3 separate regions of the Mus musculus genome follow, and regions 2 and 3 are each linked to region 1. Evidence: chromatin loops called from intact Hi-C (ENCODE). Cell type or tissue: heart. All regions are shown on one strand. Links, peaks and the distances in the headings refer to the core of each region. The heading gives the core; the rest is flanking DNA. Region 1 has its middle 34 kb from the start of Gm42145. Region 2 holds the start of Zfp644 (zinc finger protein 644). Region 3 holds the start of Barhl2 (BarH like homeobox 2).

Region 1 (9,730 bases), core at 1,913-5,912:
CTAGGACTTGGATCTTAAAGCCCAGGCCCAGTGACACACCTACTCTAACAAGGCCATACCTCCTAATAGTGCCACTCCCTGGACCAGGCACATTCAAACCACTACAGTATGTGTGTCTGTATGTATGTGTTTGTATGTGCCTGTGTGTGTATGTATGTATGTATGTATGTATGTATGTATGTATGTATGCATGCATGCATGTGTCTGTGTGTGTGTGTGTTGCTCTCTATCTTGTGATGAAAGGTTTGGAAGCAAATGTAACAAACATTGTTATAAATAAGCTATTTAGAGGCTAGATTGCACATTGTCCTTTGTGCATTTAATACAGTGGTTCTCAACATTCCTAGCAGCGACCCTTTATTAAAGGGTCCTCAGGTTGTGGTGACCCCCAACCATAAAATCATCTTATTGCTACTTCATAACTGTAATTTTTCTACTGTTATGAATCATAGTATAAACATCTGATAAATGTGGTGTATTTATGTGACCTCAAAAGGGTTGAGACCCACAGACCAATGATTTAATATATAAATGAGCTCAAAAAAAAAATCACAGCGAATGAAACCCAGAATTCAGAATACAGCTCAGAAGTCTCTGTAGAATTTGTACCTCTCCTTAATTCACAGAGGAGAGGATTTAAAAGGCAAAGGAGGGGACATGCTGCCCAGGATTCAACACGCTGAGATGCTTCCAAAGCATTGTGGGCTTTTCCAGTGTGAAGGTCTCCTCACACTGGCTGGCTTTCATACATCAAACTTTAGGAGCTCCAAAGATAAACATTTTGAATTTGTTTCAATATTATGATTTTTAATTTTCCACTCTTATTAACGTCTTTCAAGCATTAAAGTATAGAGCCCCTCGATGCAGTCTTAGGTTGAACCATTTGGGAGCTGACACTCACTTGTGTTCGTTCTCTCAGCAAAGCTAGTGTTCAACTAACTATATAACTGGAAGAAGAAGAGCTTGGCCCCCCAATATATTCTAACACCCCAAAATCATATTATGAGGTTTTTCTTTCTCTCTCTCTCTTTTTTTTAAAGGAGTTATAACGAGAGCAAATTTGCTAGTAATTAGTTGAGCCAGTCATGTCTTCCAGCGCTTTCGAAGCTTGGAATTCACCAGAACCCTCATAGCATTAATTAAAAAGAATTTATGTTTTTTTAATAAAATGCTTCATGTTTTAGCTCCTTTATTCCTGCACCAAATGTGATTATGTGGGGGCTGAAGGGAATTCAGGTTAATATGTTGACACACTTAACAATGCAGGGTCATGCTGCACAGTACGCTTCGCCGGTTTGGTTCAGTACACCCCCTGACAGGGCCTAATCATCCTGTGCCCTAAAGGCAGGGGGAAGGAGAGGATTTTAATTACTGCTCTGTATGCAAGTTTGCCAGCATTAAATTGAGACATAATTAGGCCTCTGAATTTTAATAATTGTCCTAGCTAATTGGGCAGACAAGTACGTTATGCGGCATGCCGTGATTAGATAATTAGTATTTCCAAATGACAAAATTGGGCTCTTGATTACAAATTCTACATGAAGGGGGAAGGTACTGAGCAGATCTTTACAAGTCTATTAAGGGAGAGTTTAGCAATGGTGGTAATTTAGTGCTCATCAGGAAGCCGAGTCTCATTCTCAGAGCTGGGTATCTGGGACAAGGGCCTCTGGCCCATGCTGCCTTCCACTGTGGCTCCTGCCCAGAATGCTCTGCTTTGCGTCCTATAGGCTCTTCCTCTCCCCAGCATAGTAGCTGTTACTGACCTTGGCTAAGGTGCTGTGGGCGTATAGCAGGTGATAACTCTGAAGAAGAAATCCTAGAACTGGGAAAGAAAGGAGAGGAGACATTCCCAGGAAATATCCCAGACTTTTCCACTGAAGCTTTCTTTTGCAAGTAGCTGTTTAGTTGTTTGTTCATTCTTGGCCCCCACCCCAACACAGAAAATATGTCATCCCAGGCTGGCCTGGAATTCACTTTGTTGTCCAGATTGGCTACTAACTGGTTTCTCCTGCCTCAACCTCCCAGCTTGCGGGGACCGGGACCGAGTGAGCTCTGGTGCCCGGCTTGCTTTCTTTATTTACACTTCATGCAGAATTCACTTTCCCCCTTTTATCATTATCCCACTAAAATAGTTTGGCAAAATAATAATAATAATAAATCTAAATTTAAAATTTTTGCCTATAATCTCAGCACTGAAAGAGAAGAGGCGGGAGGATCACATACGTTGGAGGTCCTTAACTCAAGAAAAAGAAAAAAAAAAAGACCAATCACTCACCATTACCATTTTACATTTCTAGGATATTATATTATTGGGGGGTAAGGAGTATGAACATTCAAGCCTGCCAGGGTTTGGATTGTTTCAAAGGCTTGCTCTGCAGTCATGGTAACAGGTGGTAGGGACTGTATCACTCATAACTGAATGGAGTATTAGGATGTGGGACGGAGCTGGAGGAAGGATGTCATCAGGCATGCCTTTGAAAAGCACCCCACCATCTTTTCCTGACCACCATGAGCTAAGCTGCTCTCCTGTGCAGTGATGTTCCAGCCTGGCTTCCGGCCAACAGCAATGGAACCCATGGAACCCTCCCTCTGGGGCTTAGAACAAAAAAGAAACATTTTCTAACCCTCTCAGGCTTAAGAAACATTTTTCTCCCTAGTTTCTCTAAGTATTTGTCTTGGTTTGTTGGGTATCACTTAAGAGTTTCATGACCCTTGATAAATTACTTAGTGTCTGCCTCAGATTTGTCACTGGCAAGACAAAGAATCTCTTCTGTTAAGACTGTTTATGGGATTAAATAAAATAATTTACAGCACTGTGCCTGGCAGGGACTAAGTTAAGGAGTCAATACATATGAAGTTAGTAACAGTGAATGGCACAGGGGAAAGGTAGTGGGCTGGCTTCTCGCTGTGCCAACCTTCAAATGAAACAGAGCCCCTAGTCACAGTGTTTTCTGAGCGAGGACTTTTATGCTGAGAGTAGTCTAACAGCTCCAGGTACCTTGCAATCCAAATACCCAGTTGGCTTTCCTTCCTAGGAAGTCTTCATCTGATGCAGTGAAGGTGGCAGGCAGGCATTCTGCCTCCCCCCCTTACAGGCCCTGACTTACTCTGCACACTATCGCATTGTTACCACAGAGGTAGACTTCTGGGTACCTAAGTCTTCTCAACATTTTAAATCGGTGCATTGAGAAAAGAAACCCAGGATTTGTAAGAAATCTAAGTGTCTCTAGGGTTGCCTTTCAAGCAAAAAGAACATTAGTTGGATGCAAAGGAAGGACCCTTGCAAAATGGTTATAGTTGGTTCCTGGATGACTGCTGGAAAGTTTGTTAAGGGAAATTCTGAATTTGTGGATCCATATAGTTCTGACAATTCAAAACGAAGATGAAACAACAATGTCTCCATAGTTTGGTCCAGGCTGGACCAGTATCTTAAGATTTTCTGTTTGCCATGGCTGTTTACGAGTGATGATGAAGTTCTGGTAGGTTCCAATTCAGAAAACAGCGCTCCCCATAGTGGGTACTTGACATGGCCCAGACAGCACCCCTGCAGGACAAGGGGACAAGACCTTGAGGCGTGAGGAAGAAGGGACACTGTGGGTGCAATGCAGCCATTCTGTTGCTTGGAAAGATTCTAGGGCATGGGAGGGAATGTGAAGAGTGATCCTTATGCCCAGTCTGTGCTTACACAGTACAGAAACCTCTCCTCTGAGGACTACCATTCTCCTGCTAGTTCACAGCCCCCACTGCTCCGGGGCTGTGAGTGTCTGAGAGAAGTCAGTGCAGAGCCCTCACTGCTCTTTCCAGTTTCCAGAGGAAGCATCACTAGGGATAACTGTCATAAGGATTTTTCTCCCCTGCCATACAATACTGAAGCTTCTCTCCCTCTCTTTTTTTTGAAGAAGTGCGTTTATGACTGATCGCTCAACACCTTGTTGGTTCTGATTGCAGAAAACACACCTTATAAATATATGATAACCATCCTGTAATAGAGAGTGTGACAATTTACTTCACAGTGCGTTTCAGGCTGCTAATTGATCGTTTCAGTCCAGGGACGATTTGGAATAAATTATAGCCATCAAAAGGATATCACAGCTCATTTTGGTGGAAAGGTTTCCACGTCGCTTCGCGTTCATCTCCGGAAGAGGGACGATTACACCCGGCGGGCTGGGAGGTGGGGAGGGAGAGGGACCCTCATAGAGGCGGCCGGTGGGTGGAGCTTGAGCAGCCAGGGGCCGGTCCTGGGGCGTGACCATCGTAGGGGGCGTGGTCGTCCCGAGGGCGGGGCCACCATGAGGGCGGGGCCTGGCAGCGACGGCGCACGCGCTGCAGCTCCGCGGCCGGACAGTAGAGGCCTCCCTTCCGAGGAGGTGGCGCAGGCTGCTCGGCTACCCGGTGAGGTCCACGCGCAGCCCACCCGGCGCTCGGTTCCCCGGCCGCTGTCTCCCGCTGCAGGCGGCGGCGCCGGGCCTCGGAGGTGAGCGTGGCCCCCGGGGCCCTGCTTGGGGCGGGTGCTCGCGCGCGGGGCTTGCGTTCCTCAGCCCCGTGTGCGGTCGGGGGAGCAGGGCGTCGCGAGCGGGAAAGCGGTGCGGAGCGAGCGCAGCTTCGGGGGACGCCGTCCCTCAGCCGCCTCGTGACTCACCCGGCTCGGCCCGGCCGGAGCCACGGCCCCCGAGTCTCGTGTGCTTGGCCCGAGTCACCCCGGGATATGCGGCCCTTGTCCGGGCCCACCGCGGGGTCGCCACCGGGCCACCCCAGCTCACATGTGTGGACAGTAGAGCAGACAGACGGACCCAAGGCCGACTGGCGGGTGGGGCTGGGATTGGGCAAAGTTGCTGTCCCCAGCCCCCAGCCCCGCCCAGGGGAACACTCCGCAAGAAGGAAGAGTCTCTTAGTTCGTTTGGCGTGTCCCTCAGTCGGCCAGTGTGCCCCAAACCGGTCCTCTCCCCAGGTGCCCGGATTTTGTTGTGTTGTTTTATTTATTTATTTTTAGTCTTCTGTCACGCAAATACAGTATGTCACTCTAGGAAAGGGATGTTTCTATGGCGACTTTGACAGCAATCATCATACCAAGCTATTATGAAATGTGATATCTGTGCGTTCCGGAAAGACCGATAATACATAAACCAGTTCTTGACACAGTATCTCATAAGGAAACATCTTGAGGCTATCGGTAAAAGGCATTTTAATTCACACACTAAAAAAATATTTTGTGCTTGGTTGACATCTTTCAAAATGTTGAACGAAATAGGAACATTTACCATTTTGTACGTATTTATCAATGTACTCACAACAGCCCCCATAAGAAGGGGGAGGGTGTCCTCTTGTTCTTTCTGTCTTAGTTCTTATAAAGTAGAGAGCAGGCAGGTGTTATGTGACCTCTAAGTAGTCCACAGAATGTTAATGAGAGTTCTAGGAGACCAAGTGTTCCCTAAAACCAGAGTAATTGGAAGAGTCAAACTCAGATTTGAATGTGTTGGGTTTGACATGTGGTTGTCAGGGTTGTATTTGCATGGACCAAGTCCTGGGAAATGTCAATTGTGGGGTTACTTTTACAGTGAACCCCATGAGTATTGACCACGACAGAGTTTTCTTTTCCTCCATGTATGCTGTTCTTTGTTATTGATTATTGATCATCACAGGCACAGAGCTCATCTTTGCCAATGAGCAGGATCTCTACAAACATTTAATAATTGTTAAAATGTAACATTATTTCCTGGTTATAAAAAAAGACCCAAGGAATCTTACTATCAAAGAGCTAAAAAACTGTGATTTATAAATGTATACCAATAGCAAATCTATGCTGACCAAGGGAGTAAACTGTTAGGAATCAGAAAACTTTCTGTAGCCTGTGTTCTCTTCACAGCACTGTGACTGTTGCTTGCTCAGACTTTGTAAACAAAGTTTAAAAGGCTTACATGACTCAAGAGCTTATGATACTCTTTTAACTATTTTAGAATGCAGTTTTGCTAAGTGGCTCTTGTTCCTTATGTGGTATGCTGGACTGCTCAGTTACACATAACCGCAAGCACTAACTTTGAGTTAAATTGAAGCCACGCACCACTTTAAAATTTTGTAACACACACAATTAAATCAAGCAAACAAAACACATTCCAAGTATTTATGCACGTATGAGTTTAAGGTTAATTGGTTTAACAGAAATGAGGACCATACTCAGCATATTTACTCCAGTGATTTGAAAAGTCGTATCTTCCTTTAGTTCCTGAAGGACAAGTATATGACCAAACCAGAGTAGTACCATTTGAGTTCAAAACAAACTGAAAGACAATTGGATTGCTTTCTTGGGCAGCTTTTAAATTAGTTCTACAGTTAGTTTACCAATATAGTTTGAAGAATGGCATCATTGGAATAAGAGTAGTTACCAAGGGACAGTTTGAAGAGAAGTACTCATTTGGAATTATAAGTTGTCTTTAATTGTCAATGAATTATTCATTTATGAGTCATGTACATGTATAGCATTACATTGGTATATGCTGTGGAGACAGATTGCTTCAGAAAGCTATATTATGAAGAATTTGCCTGGGCCAGATGTATTGCATACACCTTTAGCTGGAGGCAGAGGCAGTGGATCTGTGTGAGTTTGAGGCTAGCCTGGTTTACATAGTGAGTCCCTGAATAGGTAGTGAGAACCTGTCTAAAATAATAATAAAATAAATAAATAAGATTTTTTGTTGGATTTTTATGAGAGTTTGTAATTCTGGCATGATTTTTAAAACCTTATAATATGTGGTAGGAATTTTAAAAGTTACAATCTCATAGTTAAAATAGGATTGCACTTTAATATATATAATATATTACACTATATATACTAAGTTGGTATTCTATATTCCTTGAACTATAAAAGAACATGAGTTAAAGTATTCTCAGCTATCCTTAGACTACAAATGGGTCTAAACTGTGAGCTAAACTATTTATAATTTTTAATTTTGTTGAACATGAATTATAAAGTACATATGTACCAATCATTATGTTTTGTAAATAATATCATTCTACCTATTACAAAATCCACAGAAGTCTAGAACTCCTACCCTACTGAATTTAAACCCTTGGGATATTCAAGACTAGAATGTGGTAGAAGGGATAGAAGGCAGCAGAGGAAAGGAGAGTCCTTGGAGAGGAAAAGACACAGGTGATGGAATTTGAAGTTGTTTAATTCTCTTGAAGGAAGGACTTTCCTAAAACCCAGAAAAAAATATTTAGAAGTTGTTTATATAGTTCATAGTCAACTCCAACTGAGACTAGAGAGTCAAGAAACGCATAAAAATATGAGAAGAAAAAGAATATAACTAGTGAGTAAGAATTTTAACCAGAGTTCAGGTCTAATACTTATGGTATTATATAGAGGGCTAAGAGATTAGTACATAGTTTCTGTTCTATTGCTGTGGTGAAACACCATGACCAAGGTAACTTAGAAAGGGGGGCATTAAACTGGGTGCTCCCTTGCAGTTACAGATTAGTCCATGATCCTCTTAGTGGGAAGAATGGTGGTGGATCAGCAGGCATGGCACTGGAACAGTAGCTGATAGCTTACACCTGATCAGAAAGTTGCAGGCACACGTGTGCGTGCACACACACACACACACACACACACACACACACACACACAGAGAGAGAGAGAGAGAGAGAGAGAGAGAGAGGGAGGGAGGAGGAGAGAACCTGGGCCTGGGTGGACTTTGAAACCTGAAAGCCCACCCCCAGTGACACACCTCCTTCAACAAGGCCATACCTTCTAATCCTTCCCAAAGAGTTCCATCAACTGTGGACCAAGTATTCAGACCACCATACCCAGTGATCAGTAAAGGTCTAGGGAACCAGACAAAGATAAAGGGTTTTTTTTTCTGTTTAAACAATGAATTGCAAATGCAGATGCTTGAGCACCTAGGAAGATCAACCAAAAGAGAAACAGTTTCAAAAGAACAAGTAAGTTCCCTCTCTTTTCCCCAAAGTCAGATTGGATGTGAAGATTAACCAGTTTGAATTAGACAAAAGTAAGGTCCTTATTGCAGTTCCATATGAAATTTTGAACTTTTCTCCGTGTCTGCCACTTAGTTTTGGAAATGTACCACTCCAGCCCACGTAGCGGGTTGTGTACCTAATAGGCCAGTGAACGAGATAAGCTGATGCAGTTCCAGATTTTCTTTCTGTGGGAAGACCATGTGCTGCTTGCCCATTAGGAAAACAAGGCAGCCTGTATTAGCAGCACAGGGAAGTGTTAGCACCGCCCATCTCCAGGTATGGGAGTGGTGAGAAAACACTTGAAGTGATTTTGGCCTTTCTTTTCAGGAACCCTGGCCATTATTTGAGTCATGCCTCTTTCCAGATTTGAGTCAACCGGATGCTTTTAAATATTATAGGTCAAAGTTTCTATAGCTTCACAGGTAAGGTATGTGGTCAGAAGATAGAGAAGTTAGTGACTTTAAGTTTACAAGATTCACAAGTAGGTCATAAATATAGAATAGGTGAGCCCTAAAAATTGCAGAATACCAGGCGGAAGAAAGTCCTGGTTCAGTAATGGAGACCAGGCTTATCATGGCCCACTTCTAATAGTTGAGGCATATTTTGATTTTTCTGAAAGACAAAATGTATATAGTAGCAATAATCCTTACTTCTATTTCTCCTGTGGGTGTGCAGAATTTGGTGTGGTAACACACAGGCTTTGTAAGTTGAGGTAAGGCTTGTTGACTTCAATCCATCCATGTATTTGAAACAAACTATATATGATGGTGACAGAGTGGTCTCAGACCGTGGGAGAACAGGTTGAGACAAAGAGTTGAGACAGGTGACTAACACTGTACAGTCACTGCCCTTCCTTCCTCAGATTCATAACTGCCTCATCATATTGAGGGGCTGTCAGGTTTTTGTTTGTTTGTTTTTGTACATTTCATAAAGGCCTGTACATATAAGGACATCGAGTAGCTTCCTTAAGACCTCAGGTCCAGACCTACAGCAGTAGTGCTGAAGAGACAGTCCTGGAGAAAGCTGTGCAGGCCTCTAGATCTTGTCCTTGTATTGTCAGAGTTACTTTCCCTCAACAACTCTTTGAAGCTTATGGGCACATCCATGATGTGGAGAGCAAGAAGCTGGCTTGAGTTCCACACGTTGCCTCTCTTGACCTATGAACATGTATTGCTGTCTTTGCCACAACAGCCTGTTTCTGCTGCAGAGATAAGAGTTTCAAGCCATTTAAAAATCAACAAACAGGATGTTAGCATATATTTGTAACCCCAGCATTTGGAAAGTATAGGTAGGAGGGTCAGCCTGCCTTGATTACATAAGCAAGTTAAAGGCAAGCCTAGACAACATGAGACCTCATCTCAAAACAACAACAACAAAAAAAAACAAAAACAAAAACACAAACAAAAACAGAATGAAACAAAACCAGCAACACTCCCACAATTTGTCTTTTGTTTTAATTGTCTTACTCTCCTCTGTGTACCAAGAAGACCTCAAAGATACAATGGGAAGAGTCATTTCCCTTTCTCCCTCAGAAAACTGCAGATTTGAAGAGGGTCATAGCTTCCTTCCATCGATCTTGGCTCTTAGAAATACAGGGAGTATGTGATGTGCTACAGTGTGTCTCTATTCCCCCTTCTCTTGAGTGTCAAATCTCATCTACTGAGGAATAAAGGCAGCACCCAATCTCATACATCATGATTAGAGCAGTATTTCCTAAAAGTCTGCTGAGTGTCCTGTACACACTGATATTTCATTA
Region 2 (9,730 bases), core at 2,443-6,442, 120 kb before region 1:
CTCTAGCTGCATATGTAGCAGAAGATGGCCTAGTCGGCCATCACTGGGAAGAGAGGCCCCTTGGTCTTGCAAACTTTATATGCCCCAGTACAGGGGAACGCCAGGGCCAAGAAGTGGGAGTGGGTGGGTAGGGAAGGAGGGCAGAGGGAGGGGATAGGGGACTTTTGGGATAGCATTTGAAATGTATATAAAGAAAATATCTAATAAAAATAAATAAAAGAAGAAGAAGAAGAAGAAGAAGAAGAAGAAGAAGAAGAAGAAGAAGAAGAAGAAGAAGAAGAAAACTAAGTCATGTGTCAAGTTCTCTGTGTGTGGAAATTTGGTGAAAGTATTCTGGAGGTGGCTCTTATCCAGGAGAAGCCTGGCTGCTTTGATATAGAGAACCTCTGGGTATTTACCTTTAACTTTCTATTTGTCTCTCAGTTGTGTAAGTCAATGGCTTGATCTTATCAGCTGTCTTAGCCAGTGTTCTATGGCTGTGAAGGGACACCATGACCACGGCAGCTCTTATAAAGCAATGCACTAACCTGGGTCTTGCTTACAGTTTCCAAATTTTAGTTCACTACGGTCATGGCGAGAAGCACGGCAGTGTGCTGGTAGACACCGTGCTAGAGAAGTAGCTGAGAGATCTACATCTAGATCTGTCCATAGGCAGCAGGAAGAGAGCGATACTGTGACTGGCTTAGGTTTTTGTAACCCCAAAGCCCACACCCAGTGACATACTCCCTCTAACAAGGCCATGCTTACTTCAACAAGGCCATACCTCCCAATCCCTCTCAGGCAGTGACACTTCTTGATGACCAAGCATTCAAATATATGAGCTTTGGGGGCCACTCTTATTCAAACCACCACATCAACTTTCTATAACTGGTAGTCTCTCTCTCTCTCTCTCTCTCTCTCTCTCTCTCTCTCTCTCTCTCTCTGTGTGTGTGTGTGTGTGTGTCTGTTTGTCTCTTTGCCTTTTATTTACTACCAAGAACCATTGGAGTCATTCATGTTTTAGAACTTAACACCTTGACCTTGTACATACTCTTGACTCTCCTATCTTTTTTTTTTTTTTTCCCCCTGAGACAGGGTTTCTCTGTGTAGCCCTGGCTGTCCTGGAACTCACTCTGCAGACCAGACTGGCCTCAAACTCAGAAATCCACCTGCCTCTGCCTCCCAAGTGCTGGCTGGGATTAAAGGCATGCGCCACCACTGCCCAGCTTTGGACATCCCTATCTCTCACGAGCCTTTTGCTACATTTACTTAGGAACTCGACTTTTTCCCCACTTACCTCAGTGGAATAGAATAAACTACATTCTGGAGTCTGTCTTTCAGTGAGTAGGGTCACGTGCCTGGATGGCTGACTACTGAAACTGAGAAGTGTTTTCTGTCCATGTCTGATGTATATATTATGCACTGAATAACAGGGCATAATAATGTTGATTATTATGCCCTGATTATGCTCCGTGGCCTCCTCTCCCTCTCCAACTTACTGCAGAGGAGTAGTGTACGAACAAGCTTACTGTTGTTATACCACTGAAATTTGGGGCCAGTTGTCATAACACGAAGCTGTTACCAGTACTTCCTTTGCTACTGCGGTATTACTGTCTTGCTTCATCTTTTTTTTTTTTTCTTTCCGTCCTTTCATTTGTTTTCTTGTGCTTTGTTATGGTTTAAATCTGAATTCTCCCGATGGCTCATGCAGGAGAGGCTTGGTCCCCAGCCGATAGGCCTTTGGGACGTGATTGGATCATGAGGATTAACATCGGTAGTAGATCAAGCCATTGGTGAATTCACAATTTGAAGGCATTATTGATAGTGATGGGGTCTATTTGGGTGAATTAGGTCACTGAGGTGTTCCTTGGAAGAGTGGACCTCGACTCTGACCCCATCTTTCCATTCTTTCTACCTTCTGGTTCTGACGTGATGGCTAGTTTTTCTGGCAGTGACTGGTGACTTTGCACCATGTTTCTGCCATTCTCTAATCTGGCAGTGGAGCCAGTTAACCATGGACTAACACTGCGAGCTAAGAACAGTCCTCTCCTCTCTTAAATTGTTTCCTTGTGGTATTTTGAAATTAACAAAACTAACAGGTCCTTCTGTGTGCACTGCTTCAACGTTCTACGTGTAAGGTTCCCTGGCTCAGTGTTCCTTTCTCTCAGCATCCGAGTTTGAGATGCTAAAGAGAATGACAGTAAACATGCTCCTTTGTTTTTGAGTGAGTGATTACACATATGTGGAGGGGTGCACCTGCATACATGGATGCCTAGAGTCCCGAGGGTGGTACGACGTCTACGTGCTGGATTGCTCATGCCTGTGGAGTTCCGAGGTTGATATGACATCTTGATTGCTTTCTTTTTTCTTTTTTTAAAGATTTATTTATTATATATAACTACACTGTAGCTGTCTTCAGACACACCAGAAGAGGGCATCAGATCCCATTACAGACGGTTGTGAATCACCGTGTGTTTGCTGGGATTTGAACTCAGGACCTCTGGAAGAGCAGTCAGTGCTCTTAACCGCCGAGCCATCTCTCCAGCCCCCTTGATTGCTTTCTATCTCATGTATTCAGCAGTGTCTCTTGCTGAACCAAGAGCATTTAGTGAGTCTGGCTAGCCAGCTTGCTGTAAGGATCCCTGTCTCTGAGCCTCACAGGCTACAGTTACAGACCTGATGTCATGTCCATCCAGCTCTTACAAGAGTTCTGGAATCTGAACTCCATCTAGTCTTCACACTGAACAGTGCGCTTTGCCCCCTGGGCCATCTCCCCAGTTCAATTAAACTTTAGATATATTTTATAGGAAAGTATTTGCATACTGAGTCTATTTTCTGTTTTATGAGGTTATTTATTCGTTTATTTATTTATTTTTCTCAACAGGATTTCTTTGTGTAGCCCTAGCTATTCTGGAAGTCTCTTTATAGACGAGGCTAGCCTCAAATTAGCAATTCCCCCACCTCCATAGTGCTGGGAATAAAGGTACTCACCACCGTGCCTGACTCTCATGAGAGCTTTTGTTTATAATTTTAAAAGCTTTATGTTTTTAACCTCCCCACTCCCTACTAAGATGAAAGTAGACTCTTTTCTTAGAACTATGGAAACTCATTTATTCAACACTTTATATAATCTGAATACACACACACACACACACAAAGTATCTGGAGATCCCATACATCGATATATTTTATATATCTGAAATGTGCCCTGAAGTATGCAAGGCTTGGTTCCAGGTGATAGGCCTTTGAGTTCTGCAGGTTAACAGACCTGGTGGGTCAGGAGACATGGCTCACTGGCCAAGAGTACCTTATGTGCTTGCTGGGGACTCAGGATCAGGTCCCTTGTGATATTTCCACATGATGGCCTGTCATTTGCAGCTCCAGTTTCAGGTCCTTCCTGAGGCTCATTTGGACTCTGTGGTACCAGGCATGAAGCATGCGGTGCACAGCCATACATTCAAGCAAAACCCAAACTCATGAGATGAGAATAAGTCTCTAAAGTGCATCTCCTCCAAGCAGTTGGCTGAAAATGGACACAGATTTATTTGTTGTGTATCTATCTATTCGTATATATGAAGGAAAGCTTTCATTTTGAAACAGCTCAACAGTCTAATCTCTCTTTGCCACTTTAGGTTGTAATGAACTTGAACAGGTGACAAGAATGCCTGACACACACACAGCATGAACTCTAGTTGTCAGCAGTTACTAGCAAGCGAAATAATTAGAGTGGATAGTGAAATGTTCGTTCTTTGGGATACATTTGCTGCTTCTGAAGGCACCGTTTTTCAGGAAAGATACTCCCATTCTTGACAAATAAATGTAATTATGGTGTATTCCTGTGAATGTTAATAATATCTCGAAGGCTTGGAGGTGCATAGTTCATGATTACTGCTTAACTACTAAAAAACGTTTTAAAGTTTTTCATGAGAAAAAGTTCAGCGAAACCAAAGAATTTAGTAAGGCAGGCCCATCAGAGTATTCTAGAACGTTTAGCTCACCTTCAACAGGTTAGGAACTTGTTGACTCGGTTCAAAAGCAAAGCGAATACCTCTAATTAGTGCGCTGCTTCCCTCAGAAGCCCATGGCTGAATGCTTGTTAAAAGGGAGATTTAGAAGACCCTCTGGGGAATCTATTGATTACCTGAAGAGTTAACCAGCATTTCTGACGTCTCTTTGCATGACTCCAATTTGGACAATCAAGGCATGTTCCTTAGTGCAGAATCTGCCCTTGCAGAGTCCAAGGAACCCAAATCCGGGCCTTCTTTTTGGGTGTCTTGTCTGGGTAACTGAATTTCTATACCTGATGCTTTTGCCACCTGGCCTGTTTAACATCATAAAACCTGTCTGTGCCAGTTCTCCAAGGTAGGCCTGATATATGTTGCTGGTTCTTTCAACAGCTGGAAAAGGGAACAGGTTTTTGGCAAACTAGCGATTGCAGACACCAGAGATGGGCCTATTCCACCTTAAAGGGCCTAGGCATTCCTGGTACTTGGGTCTTGCAGAGTTTGGTCGCCACCATATTTGGAGCGTGCCTACTTTGGGGCGGGAACCTCCTCCGGAGTGGTTAGGTCACCGCTGGGGGAGGTGACCTTGTTTGGTTTTGGCACGGGAGAGCAGCGGTGCAGCGTTGCTGCCGCCCCCCGTGGGTCTGATTGGCACGGGAGCTCCGGCGGCCCGAGAGCACGGGCGCGCCTCGCTGGCTTCCCCCGGCGGCCGGCGGCCAGGCAGAGGCGGGAAAGCCGCGCGCCTGCGCCGTGGGAACCGAGGCCGGAGGCGAGAAGCGGGGAGCGGAGGGGGCCGTTGGAGCCGAGTAGCGTACAGAGCGGCGTGTGACGCGGGGACGCCGCGCGCTCCCAACGTCGCCCCGGTTTGACGCACACGGCACCAAACTGTGAGTTTCGGGGGTCTTATTCGGTCGGATTAGCCCCGGCCCCGGCCGCGTTTCGGACGTCCGGGCTGAGGCGGTGGCGGGACTGAGGGTGGCGGAAGAAGTTGTGGGGGGACCCGGCCCGCGGCGCTCGGGCCCGGGGAGCTACGCCCTAGGCTGGCTCCCAACCCTCGGAAAGGACGCGTTTTGCCGCACAGGCTAAGATGGCGGCTGCTGCCGAGGAGGCGGAGTTGCTGCTGCACAAGGAGCCCGGGCCGCGGGGTCCGGGAGGCGGCGGTCGCGGGGGGCCGCGGAACCTTAGGTGAGCGGCGGCGGCCGCCGCGGGGCGGGACTCGGAGGCGGGCGCGCGGGGCGGGGGGTGCCTTTCCGCTGCGGCGGCGGCGGATCCGGTGGCGGACACAAAGGGGCCGAGCCGGGCTCTGGACTCGGGGGGTTTTGTTTAGTCACATGTAGCGGAGCAGCCAGTGAGCGGTAGGGGGAAGGGGGCCGAGACCCGGAGGTCCGGGGAGCCCTGCGGTCGCCATTGTAACTCCCCGAGTAACGGGGGCGGTCCGAGAGCAGTCAGGCGGCGCCCCGTGCGCGGCTAGGCTACTCTGTCCGGGCCTGTAGCCCCGGCCCTGGAGGTAACTGTCCACACCCCTCCCCTGACTTTGGGACCAGAGCGCATAGCCTTCCCCTTCTTCCCACTGGTCTGCAACATCTTGTGCCGCTAAGTGCCTGAGAAGTAACTCCAAGAGGTAAAAAAAAAAGAAAAAAAAAGAAAAAAAAACACTCGAAGTGTTTGGGTGGCCACGGGGCTTGGTGGGTATCTAGCTAAAGCTTTTTGCCTCTCCAGGTCTGATTCCCTGGCCTTTGTGTCCCTGGGAGCTTAATCTCTGCCAGAGGAAAGCAGGTGTGTGCTCCGTCCACTCCTCCCGAGAACATGAAGATGAGTTGTCCCAGACCCTTCCCCGTGATTGGAAACTTAGGTGGTTTCTTGTTGCGAGACTTCCACAGACGACTCTCGTGTTGGGATCCATCCATGGTTTAGCGACATTAGTGGAAAAGTTCTCTTCAACTGTTAAAATAATACTGACTTAAATGTAGTTGTTATAAAACTTTCGTATTAGCTTTCAAATTTTATGTGATAAAACTCAACGAGGGGATGCCCACGGCTTGTGGCCCTGAAATGATGTTGGTCCTGTTGTGTGCACAAGTTAATTTCCACAGAAGTATCCAAACACCATCACGTGTTGTGGCCAGTCCTGACTGATGCCAAGTTTACTGCATCTGGGAGATGTGTTGGATTTGCCTTAATCGTGTTGTAGTTTAGTTAATTTTGGCCCCACGAAGGAAAGTGTTTCAGAACCTAAACAACTAAAGTTCCCCAGATCAAGAAAACCTGCTTCAGGGCCATGTGTAAGTATCTAGGGAACTAGGTGTCAGCTATACAGCTGTACCTTATTTCCAGTAGGTTTGGTAAGAAAGAAATGGAGATTCTATATTGAAGTTATAATTCAGTGTAGACCTTTAAACTGGTGAAACCTGAGTGCTTGACTGGTACTAATGCAGTTTGTATGTTGCTGTTGAAAATATGGCTGTAAAAAGTTTTAAGTACTTTATATTGTGTTTGCATCATGCATTGTATTTCAAGTAATACTGAAGTGTGAATTCCAAAAGAGCTGGTGCCTTGTATGTGCCATTAATATAATCACATGAAGGAATATTACACCTTTAGATCTTTGAATTTTTTTTTTTTTCTTTTTTTTTTTTCTGAGACAGGGTTTCTCTGTATAGCCCTGGCTGTCCTGGAACTCACTTTGTAGTCCAGGCTGGCCTCGAACTCAGAAATCTGCCTGCCTCTGCCTCCCAAGTGCTGGAGTGCTGGGATCAAAGGCGTGCACCACCACCGCCCAGCTAGATCTTTAAACTTTTTAACATTACTTAAAACTTTAGTTTTCCTCGTTTCTTAGCTTTCTTTCAAATACAGAGAAGTTTTGTATTAGGAGGCAGGAGATATGCTAACAATCAGATGTGTCCCCTGGATCATACAGTATTAGAAAGGAAGATGGCCAAGAGCTACTGTTCTTACTCATGGCCTTAGCCCTGTAGTGAGCGAGTTAATGCTGGGATGGAAGACGGTCTCTAACTCCTACCCTAGTTCTAGTTTTGTTAGCACCTGGTAGTGGTTTTAAAAACAAGGGGCATTACTGAGCATACCCGTTAATTAAAGTGTCATTAGTGAGACCTTCTGAGACAATACATTTAATGTTATGTAATTTTTAGCAGTGCTGCTTATGTATATATTTTGAGCACTTTCCAACACTGACATGACCCAGAAATGTAAAAGTTAAAAACAAGGAACATGCTTGATAACTAATCTTGGAAAGTTGGAGATAATTGCTGTTACTGCTGCGAAAGTCCAAGGAATGTTGAAGGCCACGCTAGTATCTCTCACTTGGTAATGCCATTTTGTTGGATAAACACATAGGCCTCTCACACTACTATTTAAGTGACTTTTTAAGACCAGCTACTGCTAGTACAAGTCTTAGGAAATGCAACAAGCGGTGAGATCACTCATGGTGGAGTTCACAGTGCTGCTTGGTGTGAGGCTTGTGTGGGTCATTTACAGTGCTTTTTAATTTACTCTAAGAGGGCTGAAAGGCTAGTTCACAATTTTCAACCCTGTGTGTATTTGATTACACTTAGTCTTGCACTAATTAGGGTTACTTTGAGTTATTTTGTAATTATACAGTGAGTGTCACCTGCATGCCTTAATTGCCTTCCAGGTTTTTGAGTTTGTTCAAGTTCTAGGAGAGCTTGGGTAGCAGAAGAAAAGCTTGAGAGACACAAATGGTGGAAGGTCTATTATACCAAAGGCACTGTTACTGTGTAGGATTAAGAGTCCGGACTCTTCTCACAGTGTGACTGGGAGGAAAAGGGTTACTTGCTAAGTGTACCAGCCACACAGTAGAGACTTGGTGTGTAGAAGTTGGCTTGTCAAGTTGTCTATTCTGAGTTTATAGAACATTCTGAGTGGTTTACAGTCCTGTTAGAAAATTAAAAAGAAAGATTTAAAATTAACAATGGGGTTAATGGTGGATTTTGTAATTTGGATATTTATGAGGTCATTGTTTTTCTGCATTTATCTGGTATAGATGTATTTTGTATGTGTAAACATTGGACAGTTTATGAGTTGTAGTCCTAAAGGTGCTGTTTGTGACTAGAAGGAGATAGCTGCTTTTAGTACTACCATTTATGTCATTGAATTTTGGGAGATTTTGAAAATGACTGATTCTAGCGATAGCTCACCCTGCTGGTTGGCTGAAGTATCTCTCTTCTCTTACACAAACAAGTACCTCATCAGATCTGGAGGGTGGAACACCACATTTAGTTGAGTGTTTCATCAGGGCATGGAGTCTGTGTGAAAGGATCTTTTCTGGTGTCTGAAGGTCTCGGTTTCTCTGCTCCTTGGTTTTTCTCAGCCCTCCGTAGTTGACCTGTGGGGTTGCGTGTTTGAACTTAACCTGGAACTCTTAGGTGATGATGGGGTTTGTATGCATCTGTGTTTTTAAATTGTAGATCTCTTGAGATTTGAGACTTGCCAGGCTTGGAAGCCCACACTAGCAGTTCTCTCACTGGTGTAGCTAAGGCAGGATTGTGAATTTGAGGCCTACCTGGGTTATAAAGTTCCATGGCCCCTACAGTCCCATCTTCTTGGTCTCCCAAAATCCCCTCCCAGTTGGTCGATATTAACAAGAAGTCCTGTGATATAACGGTTGCTCTCTTAGAAGAAACGATGAGATTTCAAGAGGAAAAAGAGTGACTTTGTTGAGGTTGGGGAAGGAGGCTAGATTAGGCTAGATTGTCTTGAGATTGCCTCTGCTAATCTTTGACAGACTTTTCTATCTGTAGGGAATTGTTGAGGATTCTTGGGTCTGTAGTTTCATAAGTAAAAGTCTAGATAAGTGATTCATTCTATGGCACTTGGTTCCATTAACATAGAGTGTGTAGAGTTGAGGTCTGACAGTCTTTATGGAATGTGCCTTTCTTAGCATGCATACCACTCCCTTCCTGTGCAGCGTTAGAGAAACCCAGGGTGGACGAGTCTTGGGACTAAAGCACCTTTTACCAGACGTGCTTACCTGTATTCTATCAGGTATTGAACTTAAAAGTTTTTGTTTTGTCTCTCCACGTAGCTCTGGCTGTCCTGTAACTCTGTACGTACCAGGCTTGCCTAGAACTCAGAGATCCTCTTGCCTCTGCGTGGGGTTGAAGGTGTGTAAGACAGGTGCTGGGACCCAATACAGTACCACTCCTTGCTCAGTTATTTCAGTCTTTGACTCTTCCTCCATGGTGTTTACTTGCGGACACACATACACATGCTTTCTGTTTTTTAGTATCAGACCACCATTAATTGGAGAGGGAAGTGGTTCCCAATTTATTTGCAAATGGTTTATGAAGGTTTAGAGGAAAATCTTGCTGGAGTTGGAACTGATTGCATTTGCTAATACTGATAGATTTAAAGTGTGTCTGTAAGCATGCGCATACAGAATCAGCTGAGGCAGGGAGAGAGAAAAGTTTAGCAATGTGAACCTTCAGGTGAAACTGGCAATGTTCACACTCACACTGCAAGCACTGAGTAGATCTAACATCACCATCTATTGTAGAAGTCAAGTAAAGTTAGCTCTCCTAATCAACAGTAGTTAACTGTCATTGTGCATTCCTACAGGAACTCAGTTCTTATTGTGGTAGGGTTAGAATTGCTGGCTTTTGTAAATGTCCTGTTTTTAGGCTATATTTACAAAAATGAGAATGTTAAAAGCATCTTAGAGCAGGCATACAAGTGTACCTCCTCTGATCATAGAGTAAAACCTGTAACCA
Region 3 (9,730 bases), core at 2,786-6,785, 120 kb after region 1:
GAGGCGCCTTTGCATCCCATTTCTGTCAGCTGGCCCTGTCATAGAGATTCTTTAAAGGCTCACAGGACAGGAAACAACAGTTTCAAGTTCATCATAATTTGTTGGCAAATTTCATCAAAATTAAAATCCATTAAAAAAATCTGATGTTCCAGTTTAAAATAATCTCAAAGTTAGACAGTAAAGGTGGGTGGTGGAAGATGTCCTGCACACAAAACTCATGTTTTGTGTTTGGATCTTTCTTTGGGGTCAGAAGGGTAGAGATCTTTTCTGTTCGTTGGTATTGATGTGTCTTGCACTATCAGGAATGAAATTGGTTCGCTGTGATTCACAGTTAGCAAATAAACTGCTTTCTGAGCAGCAGCAGCAGCAACAGCAACAACAACAACAACAAAAACCCTCTCCCAATTTAAGAATTTTCTTTCAAAGAAAGCAAAGGAAGAAAGACAATGAGGGTCTGGAGTTGGAAGATTCTTTGTAGATTTATGTTAGTTTAGCATATGATGTACTTAAAATTCAGCCAATGCACCATATCTATTTGCTTGAAAACAAGAGAAATAAACCTGTTTCCCCACCAGACGGTCTCTCTGTAGCCCTGGCTGTCCTGGAACTCACTGTGTAGATCAGGCTGGCCTAGAGCTTAGAGGTTTGCCTCTGCCTCCAGAGTACTAGGGATAAAGGCATGCATCACCACGCCCCCCCCCCGATGAATTTTGATTCATTTTTAAAGATGAAAAGCGAGTGCTTTTTTTGTATGCCAGAAAATGACTTTTTAGGTATACATTGCATATACCCTATAGGAAAATGATAACAAAACAGATATGTATCTGGGGTAGGGAAGAACCGAGAAAAGTTAACCATAGCTCTGGGGGATTTGTCATTAAGATTGTCCCCTTTGATTTTTGAGGACATTCCTCGCATTCCCTGGGATCCCAATCAGTGGCTCATATTCTCTTCACCACAATTGCTTCTGAAGACTAAGAGCTAACCTCTCCAACCCTAGAAAATTTGGTATTGACTTTTCTTTAAAAATATAATCGGAAACATTCACAGGGTTGGGGGCCTACTGAGTTTGCTTTGGAGTTTCATGGATCCCCATCCCCTGAGCGCGCGCGTACACACACACACACACACACACACACACACACACACACACACACAGAGGCCCTCTTTTCCTTTCTCTTCACATTCCATCTTTTCTTAGGTCATATCCCCATCGCCTCCCTGCCAATGTTGCGAATTATTCCAAGAAAAACACCCTGCCGACCTGCCCCGCACAAGCTGTGCCGTCAGCCTTTGAGCTCTTGAGTCGTTGTGGGCGTTGGAACAAAACAAAAACAGGCTTAAATGAATTATTTATCAAGGTCGAGAATAATTGATTTGTGCAGGGCCGTCAGTACTGGATTTTAAATGTTTCTTCCCCTTCCTCGCTTTCGAAAGCTGGCTGTGAATTGGGGCCCCCAGCTCGAGGAGCGCTTCATTTGGATTGTTTTGGGGGTGATGGAAACTCTAATCGATAACGGACCAGGAAGGAAGAGTAGCGTTTGCCGCACTCCAGGCACCCTTCCGCCCTTTCCGCAGGGGTCATCTGTGCCAGGGGCTCAGGGTGCCAACAATGTCTATCCGGGGCTTGGGAGTCTGAGATCAGTTGCCTCAGTAAAATCAGACCCCAGCCCGTGGTCGCAAGCTCTGAAGGGAAGACCAAGGCCTAACCTGGGAGGGTCTGCAGGGCTAGCACCCAGTTCTGGCGCCAAAGACTACTACTGTCTAAAGACTCTGAGGCGGCAGCCTAGACAGGCCCGTCGCCACCCGCGGGGGCGAGCCACGTGGCTATAGAGGGTTTCCTGGATCCCTCAGGCCACCAGCGTCTGCCTGCAGCACGTCTTGGCTTCGGCTCACCAACCGTAGTTCCGTGATAAATAAATGTCTGCTCGCCTAAGAAAGGAGAGTGCTATCTAGATGGTCTTGGTAGCCTCAGTACCTTTTCAGAGACAGGGGGACGATAAGTGACACCATGACGGTAGGAAACAGCTCAACACACTCTTGAAATAACGCGGGAGACACCCCCACCCCAACCCGGACCAAAGATCTAGATGTCCTTAGGATGAATCACCACCATCTTCCAGATCTGGGACTCACCCCGGAGGAAGGAAGATCTCAGGAGGTCATATGCCTCCGGGATACCTCTCAAGAGGGTCCTCAACCAGACAAGAAAAGAAAAGAAAAGAAAAGAAAAGAAAAGAAAAGAAAAGAAAAGAAAAGAAAAGAAAAGCAAGGCGACGTCCATAATCGCCACTAAACCCTGTCCTTTACTGACATCATTCTATACGGTCACGGAAACGATGCCAACCACGCAGATTCATAAGGTTCTTAAAAATGGTAATTTGGAGTAAAATGTAACTCAAAGAACTTTGAATCATTCATTAGCACCTTATAATTACTCTGCTAATTAGGTTGACACGGCACTTAATCAGGAGTAATACGCCGGCTTGTCACTGGCGCTTCCCATTACTCTGACATTCAACAAGAGACAGGTTGGAGACGTCCTGAAGAAAGAATGCAAGTTGATACCCTCCGACAAGGCGGCGTCACAGTCGCGTTCCAGGTCCCAAATGGATCGGCGGTGACTGTTTCCTTTCCAAAACCAAGGCCTGCCACAGTGGGGAGGGGATGGAAGCATTGGAGGGAGGAGCTGCGGGAGCTCAGGCTGCGGACCAGCCACCCAGTTCCCGCGGCCCCACAGCAGCCTGATGCCGCAGGGAACCACAGCTGCCCGCGCCGCTGGAGAACGCCTCGCCCGGGGTTTTTCCCGGTTCGGGAGAAAGTGCTTGGCCCGGCATTTCTTCCAGCACAGGCTCTGACTGGAGACAAAGCGGGATTTGGAGCCAAAGGCCCGATCCTTCCCGACAGGGGGGTCAAAGATGTAGCCCCCCAGCTCAGTGCCTCTCCTGGATCTGCTACCCGGTTGGACCGAGCTGGAGCGCACCGGCTCCTGTGGGGAGAGTAGAGCTCAGACGTTGCAGGCCCACGCGGAGCTCTGGCTCTGGTGTCACACACTTCCCCGTGGGGTCCCTCAGCACCTCTATCCCCTGCTCCTCGTGTTTCCGCTCTGCTCAAGCGTGCTTGGGAACCGTGCGAGCGGGGCTGCGCTGCAGGCCACCGGGAGCCGCAGGATCCTTTTGCCCTTCGCGGCCTCTCCACTCACCCTCCAATCTGACTTAGCACGGGCACATCTAACGATCCGTACTGCTTCCCCGCTTCCCGCCCGGGGGCTCCCTTCTCCAGTGCCCTTCTGGTCTCTCCCCATCTCCCTGGCCGGGTACTCGTTACAGTGGGTACCACTTGGACCCCTGGAGTAGGCGTTGGGCTCAGGGCTGCGGGCGCACCGAGGTTCGGTTCTCAAAAGAGCAGCGGGGTTCGAGGCGCGCTGCTGACGGGCTGGCCAGGAGCGCGCCCATTGGCTCCCGGCACGCCGGCGTCGCTGGCTGGCGCGCAGCGGCCAATGGGGCGCGGGGCCCGGGCGGCGGGGGCGCGGGCGGGGAGCGGCGGCGGGGGCCGTGACGTCACGGGAGGGGGTCGGCGCCGCCCGCGAGCCCGCGGATGACAAGCCAACGCGCGGGGCAGCGGCGGGAGTCGCCGGGCGCCGCCTGTCCGCGGTCTCCTGCGCCCGCGCTTGCTCCTTCGCTGCTTCTCCTCCTCCCGGGGCGGCGGCGGCCGCGTTCGCTCCGCAACTTTCCAACAAAGTTCAGAAACTCGGCTCCGGGACTGCCGGGTCACGCACGGCGGTCACCTCCGGGACCGCCCGGCCTTAGCGGTCGCTGCACCTGCTCCGGCCGCCGCCGCCGCCGCCCGGGATCGGGCAGTGGGCAGACCCAGGCGGCGGCGGTGGCGGTGCAGGTGGCGGCGGCGGGGTTGCTCCAGCGGCCAGCATCTTAGTCTCGGTGCTGCTCTCCGCTGCCACCGCCCACGTGCGCGGTGGTCCAGCGGAGCGGAGCACACCTTCCCGCTTGTGGCATTTGGGGGCTTTCCCCTCAAATTTTTTTCTCTTTACTTTTTGTATAAGGGGGAAAAGTTGAGTCGAAAGTGCCCACCAATTGTCACCTCCCATTATCCTTCATTCCCTCCCCACTTTTTTTTTTTTTTAAAGCAGTGTCAACGCTTTTTAGTGTCTATTTTGTTTTACGATCGGTAGTTTCCCTTGCTTGGTCCCGGCGGCGGCTGATCCGCGGAGTAGCGTGGACCTCATGTAGAAATGACAGCAATGGAAGGGGCCAGCGGGTCGAGTTTTGGAATAGACACTATTTTGTCCGGTGCCGGTTCCGGGAGCCCCGGCATGATGAACGGGGATTTCCGATCGCTCGGTGAAGCGAGGACAACGGATTTTAGGAGCCAGGCCACCCCGTCACCCTGTTCGGAGATTGATACCGTGGGAACGGCGCCCTCTTCACCGATCTCGGTCACCCTGGAACCCCCGGAGCCGCATCTTGTGACAGACGGACCCCAGCATCACCATCACCTCCACCACAGCCAACAGCCGCCGCCACCATCCGCGGTCCCCGCGCAAAGTTTGCAGCCTTCGCCCCAACAGCAACCGCCGCCGCAGCCGCAGTCAGCAGCCCAGCAGCTGGGCTCGGCCGCCGCGGCCCCCAGGACTTCCACCTCTTCCTTTTTAATTAAGGACATCTTGGGAGACAGCAAACCCCTGGCGGCTTGTGCACCCTACAGCACCAGCGTTTCTTCTCCTCATCACACCCCGAAGCAGGAGAGCAACGCGGCACACGAGAGCTTCAGGCCAAAGCTTGAGCAGGAGGACGGCAAAACCAAGCTGGACAAGAGAGAAGACCCCCAGAGCGACATCAAATGCCACGGTGAGTTGCGCCGGAGCTGCCCGGGTCACTTGAGTGACCGCCGAAGGAGAGGGGCCTAGGCGTGCGATTTAGCGACGCACCTTAAGTTCTGTTGGTTACATTTCTGCCCCACAACCTTTGCGGCCATCCGGCTCCGTTCTTTGTTTTACTTAATTTTAAATGTGCTGGAGGAAGGTGGTAACTGAAGAGATAGGATGGGAGACACTTTTCGTTGAAAACAGAGGCTTACTTGGGATTTTTTTTTTTTCTTCTTTTAGCTGAGACCTTGGGAATGGGAGTGGGAAGGGGTGGAGAGAAGCTGGTAGCCAGTTGTGGTTGTCTAGGTCTGTGATCACAACTTGATGTTTATTTTTGAATGCAATACCACCCCAGTATTTTCCAAATGCCCCCTCCATGTTTTCTAAATGCCGTCACAGGAATTGTCTGATTTAATGTTAGAAAAATTTCCAACATTATTACAGGAGCAATTCATTTTTACTAATTGATGATTAATACAGAAAACAAATCATAGCCTGTTTTTTAAGAACACCCTTCTCACCGATACCCCTCTTCTGGCCCTTTCCAATAACAAATATTTGTGAAAACTAAATTTTATGGAATTTGTTTTTGTAAAATCAAGACAACAATGGAAATTTATCTTTTAATACCCTATTTTCGTCTTGGGCAATTTCAATTTCATAAGTAACTGTTCTTGTCTTTGCATTGCAAAAGATTTTAAAACACCAGGGAGATTTCCCCCATCTTTAGTGGTATTATTATTATTATTATTATTATTATTAATGCTTAATTTTTCTCTGGTAAGGATTGCAATCTAGAAGGTTCCTACCTTCTAGGACATGGGCTCTTCATTTTACTGTTTATAGCATTAGCATAATAGTGCCCCAAACAGATGTACAGTCTGGTCTGGCGATTTCTCGTTCACCAACCTCCCCAGTGGGTCAATTAGAGAGATTATTGTTCTTCCTGCAGGGAAGATCAAGGAGTACTGCACAAACCGGTACAAACGGAGAGGGATTGACATATCGATTTCCTAGCATTTCAGCAAAAAACCAAACTTGACAAATAGAATCCGGAAATTTCTGTGCTGTCACCTGGATGGGCTCAAGTGTTTTTTGAGCTCAGTTCAGTGACACATTCTCTCTGAAGCTTGGAAGGGACCCGATACAGAGGAGGTCTGCAGAAGGTTTGAGTCTTAACATTTTCCAAATGCATCTGAAAAGAAACAAAGGCATCTAAGTTCCAGCTAGCAGGAAAAATATTAGAGCAACGTCCTGAAGTCTGCCTGTCTTGAAAACAGAGTAGAAAGACTTTGGAGAGTGCCTTACAAAGAACATCCCTTTGAAAACAACAAAGAGGAGCATAACATAACCTCCTCTCAGACCAAAGAGAACTAGAAACAGGAGACCACAGACACTTAAACTCTCTCAGGCCTCTCTGCTCTCCAAGGCCCAGGAAAGGGTGTGGGGGTGTGGAGGTGTGTGCCAGGTGGACACTCCTCTCTTCCTCGGTTCAGGCTGATTTACAGAACCCTGTCACTGTTTCTACCCTAGGAACAAAGGAGGAAGGAGACCGGGAGATTACAAGTAGCCGAGAGAGTCCCCCCGTGAGAGCCAAGAAACCTCGAAAGGCCAGGACAGCTTTCTCAGACCACCAGCTCAACCAGCTGGAGCGTAGCTTTGAGCGGCAGAAGTACCTAAGTGTCCAGGACCGAATGGACCTGGCGGCCGCACTCAACCTCACTGACACCCAAGTCAAGACCTGGTACCAGAACCGAAGGTGAGGAGAGCCACTGGGTCCCTGCAGGCCAGGCCGGTACCATCTTCTCTCCTGGAGATGCGGGACAGAGAGTCACAGGGTCTGTAGTGGGTATTCTTGGGGCAGAGGTTAGGCACACATCCAAATGGGAGTGACTGAGGACACCGGGAGTTTGAACACTTTTGTGCTCTAAATGTCTTAACATTTGGTTCTCTCTCCCTGCCCCCCAGAAACTCGAGGCACCACAGTTTCCCTCATTTTGTCCTCAAGTCAAGCCGCACTCAGGTTGAAATATCTGTGTAACTGACACCCAGGAGGAATCTGTGTGCGCAGAGTACCCTTAGAACTGCCACAAGCTGGCTCCAAATATCTGTGTCAAGCAACATGGCCTAGCTATTGAGATCTTCACAGAGCTGTCCCACCAGCCTTGGCTTAAATGTTAGGCAGTTGGGAAAGCCAAAGTCCAAGCCTTGGTTGCCATAACATGGAAGATCAGGGAAACCCATCTGGATTAGAGCTGGACTGGAGGCCATGGGCTGGAGAATCAGGCAGCTGCTTGAGCATCTACTCAACAGTGTGCGTGGGGGAAGGGGAGGGAATTGTCTGTCCCCATGTCCTGGCTGTTTCTGCAGTCTCATAAAGAGGAAGGGTGGGGAGGGGACACAAACCCTGTCCCATGTGACTGATTAAAAAAAGACATTAAGAAAGTGTCTGGCCTCACCCTGGTGGCTAGGGACAGACTTGGGCAGTAGGAGTTGAGGTTATGTCCTGTTTCCACACCTGGTGCTAAACTCTCTAGGCTCAATTCTCTGCCCCCTCTGTCGTTTGTGTCCTAATCGTTCATAAGTGGGGTTGGAAATGCCCGTCCAGTTGTCATCTTACCATAATTTTCTGTCTCATTACATACGGTTTCAGCCACCCTAATTCTGTCGGAGAACATTAGTGTCATCTGTAGCCAATTTAAAACCGGCGACATGTTTATTAATTTGGCTAGAGCTGCTGGGTATGGATGCTCCACCAGGCTTGCCTTCCTAGGGCATTCGAGTAAAGTCCTCTCTCCCAGCTTGGTGCAGTGGGAAGAGAGGAGACCCCCTCCCCCCAAAAAAAATGGATCACAGGGTTTAAGCACTACTTTCTCTTTTAAGGAGAGAATATCTTGAGACCCATTTCCTTCCACCTAGAATGGTCGGAGGTACCGCTCCCTAGGGAGAGCTCACTCTCAAACGAATTCCAGTTTGAACCTCGTCGCCCTTCTTCCCTAAGCCTGTAATGCCTGGTCAGACTTAGGGAGGAACTGTCCCGGCAGCCATGGAGAGTGCAAACCCGGAGTGTCAGCCGCCCTTTGTTTCTGGTTTTGGTTTCCTTGGGTGTGATGGGGGGAGGGGCCGAGATCCAACCTTTCTGAGATTTCTGGTCAGAGAAGATTGGAGGAGAATTGGGGGACCAAGGGAAGAAGGCTGGTGAAAAGATGGGATTTCATTTGGCCTCCGGGAAAGTTGCAGGATATAGTTAAATCGTGGGGCAGACTGTAGGGCAGAGGGCCAGAGAAGGCAGTGAAGCTTGTACGACTCCATCTGCGAGTGTCCCCACGTAGAAGACGTAGTTTGAAGAACTGATTTTGGGCCTGGGCCGTCCTGAGAGCGCGTGGGTGAAGCAGAGTGGGGGTGGGGGCAGGAGAGGTGTATTTGAGGTTCCCCAGGCCTTCCTGAAGTAGGGAGGATAGGGGAGAGCGGGGAGCGGCGGGCGCGGTCCCGGGACCATCCTCCGCAGCCGCCACCCGCGCCCACCCGATTTCTTTCAGAACCAAGTGGAAGCGGCAGACTGCAGTGGGCCTGGAGCTGCTAGCCGAGGCCGGGAACTACTCCGCGCTGCAGAGGATGTTTCCGTCGCCTTATTTCTATCACCCAAGCCTGCTGGGGAGCATGGACAGCACCACGGCGGCGGCGGCGGCCGCGGCCATGTACAGCAGCATGTACCGAACTCCTCCAGCACCTCATCCGCAGCTGCAGCGGCCGCTGGTACCCCGCGTGCTCATCCACGGCCTGGGGCCTGGGGGACAGCCGGCCCTCAACCCTTTGTCCAACCCCATCCCAGGCACCCCGCATCCCCGGTGAGGAAGGAGGGACAGGAGGGACAGTGCCACAGCCCTCCAGGTTCCCACCTCACCCCGGACGGCTGCCCCGCCTCTTCCCGCACCAAACCAACTGGAATAGAGGCAGAGGAGTAAAAGGGGGAGCTCACCGGTGGGCTGGGGTCCCCAAGGACCAGCCAGCTCTCAGATCTCCATCTGCCCACTCAGAGGCAGGGCTGCAAAGCTCCCCGAGTGTGACTGGAGAAAATACTGAAAAGTGCAACCAGTAAGTGAAAACACCCATCCACCCACACATACACACACACACACACACACACACACACACACACACACACACACACACACACACACAAAACGAACCCTCGAGTTCTTTCTTTCTTTCTTTTTTTTTTCTTTTAAACAAAATGACTTTAGGGACATGCAGCAGGGAGGGAGGGGGGAGGGCAAAGAGGGGAGAGACTGGATGGAGAGGAGCCTTCGGGCAGAGAGAATTGTTACTGGACAGAAGCCTGAAGTTCACCCCCAGGCAGAAGGTGGTACCCTGGACATCCAGTCTGCCTCAGAGCAGAGGAGGGTGATGGAGAACTTTGCACTGATTTTTCATGAGCTTTTTTTTTTTCTTTTGGAAAAGTGGCATGCTACATAATATGAAAAAAATGTACATTTGAAAGACTGAGCGATGAGTGATATATCATATTTATTATATGTTGTCCAAAAAAGAGTCACTTATATACGTCAGTAATAACATGACTTTTCTTTTCATGTCTTTTTGATTCAGTAAAATAAATGCTTAGACAAAAGTATAGATTTTTTGTGATTGAAAATTACAAAAATAAAGTTTATCTTTTTTTAACAAGCAATGAAATCCCAGGGAGCTGATTTTACTTAAAAAAATAATAAAAAAGAAACACGCACCGATTATGAAATGCGTGACCTGGGCACATAAACTATCACTTCAGTAGTAGTGTACAAAATCTGTTCAGACCTAGGTCTGTCTGGCTTGTAATCAGACCGCTCC

What was found. Peaks named below come from ENCODE experiments on the same cell type or tissue, not always from the same donor. Only the 100,000 strongest peaks of a DNase experiment are listed, where the experiment ranks them.
Region 2: it touches region 1 in a loop (4-fold over the local background); 4 of 42 quality-filtered maps call a loop at or near these places.
Region 3: a loop joins it to region 1, with 2.8 times the contacts of the local background. A loop is called at or near these places in 18 of 42 quality-filtered maps.

Annotation. Positions count from the first base shown.
Region 1 is chr5:106,569,332-106,579,061 of GRCm38, reverse strand. It overlaps Gm8350. Among named protein-coding and RNA genes, the nearest start is that of Gm42145, 34 kb to the left of the region's middle. In heart, for the core only: a CTCF peak has its summit at 4,346; DNase peaks (open chromatin) are centred at 4,311 and 4,691; H3K4me3 peaks cover 1,319 bases; H3K27ac peaks cover 605 bases; H3K27me3 peaks cover 571 bases.
Region 2 is chr5:106,691,672-106,701,401 of GRCm38, reverse strand. Zfp644 (zinc finger protein 644) reads left to right here and starts at 4,572. Exons shown (of 10, transcript NM_001363318.1): 1 at 4,572-4,870; 2 at 5,703-5,759. In heart, for the core only: a CTCF peak has its summit at 4,578; DNase peaks (open chromatin) are centred at 4,671 and 5,281; H3K4me3 peaks cover 2,422 bases; H3K27ac peaks cover 2,391 bases.
Region 3 is chr5:106,452,361-106,462,090 of GRCm38, reverse strand. Barhl2 (BarH like homeobox 2) reads left to right here and starts at 3,925. Exons shown (of 3, transcript NM_001005477.1): 1 at 3,925-4,865; 2 at 6,416-6,641; 3 at 8,422-9,568. The coding sequence starts at 4,250. The coding sequence ends at 8,734. Gm33151 (a long non-coding RNA gene) reads right to left here and starts at 3,499. Exons shown (of 2, transcript XR_389476.3): 1 at 3,203-3,499; 2 at 2,352-2,648. In heart, for the core only: no CTCF peak of the experiment used is centred there; no DNase peak of the experiment used is centred there; H3K4me3 peaks cover 1,833 bases; H3K27me3 peaks cover 3,388 bases.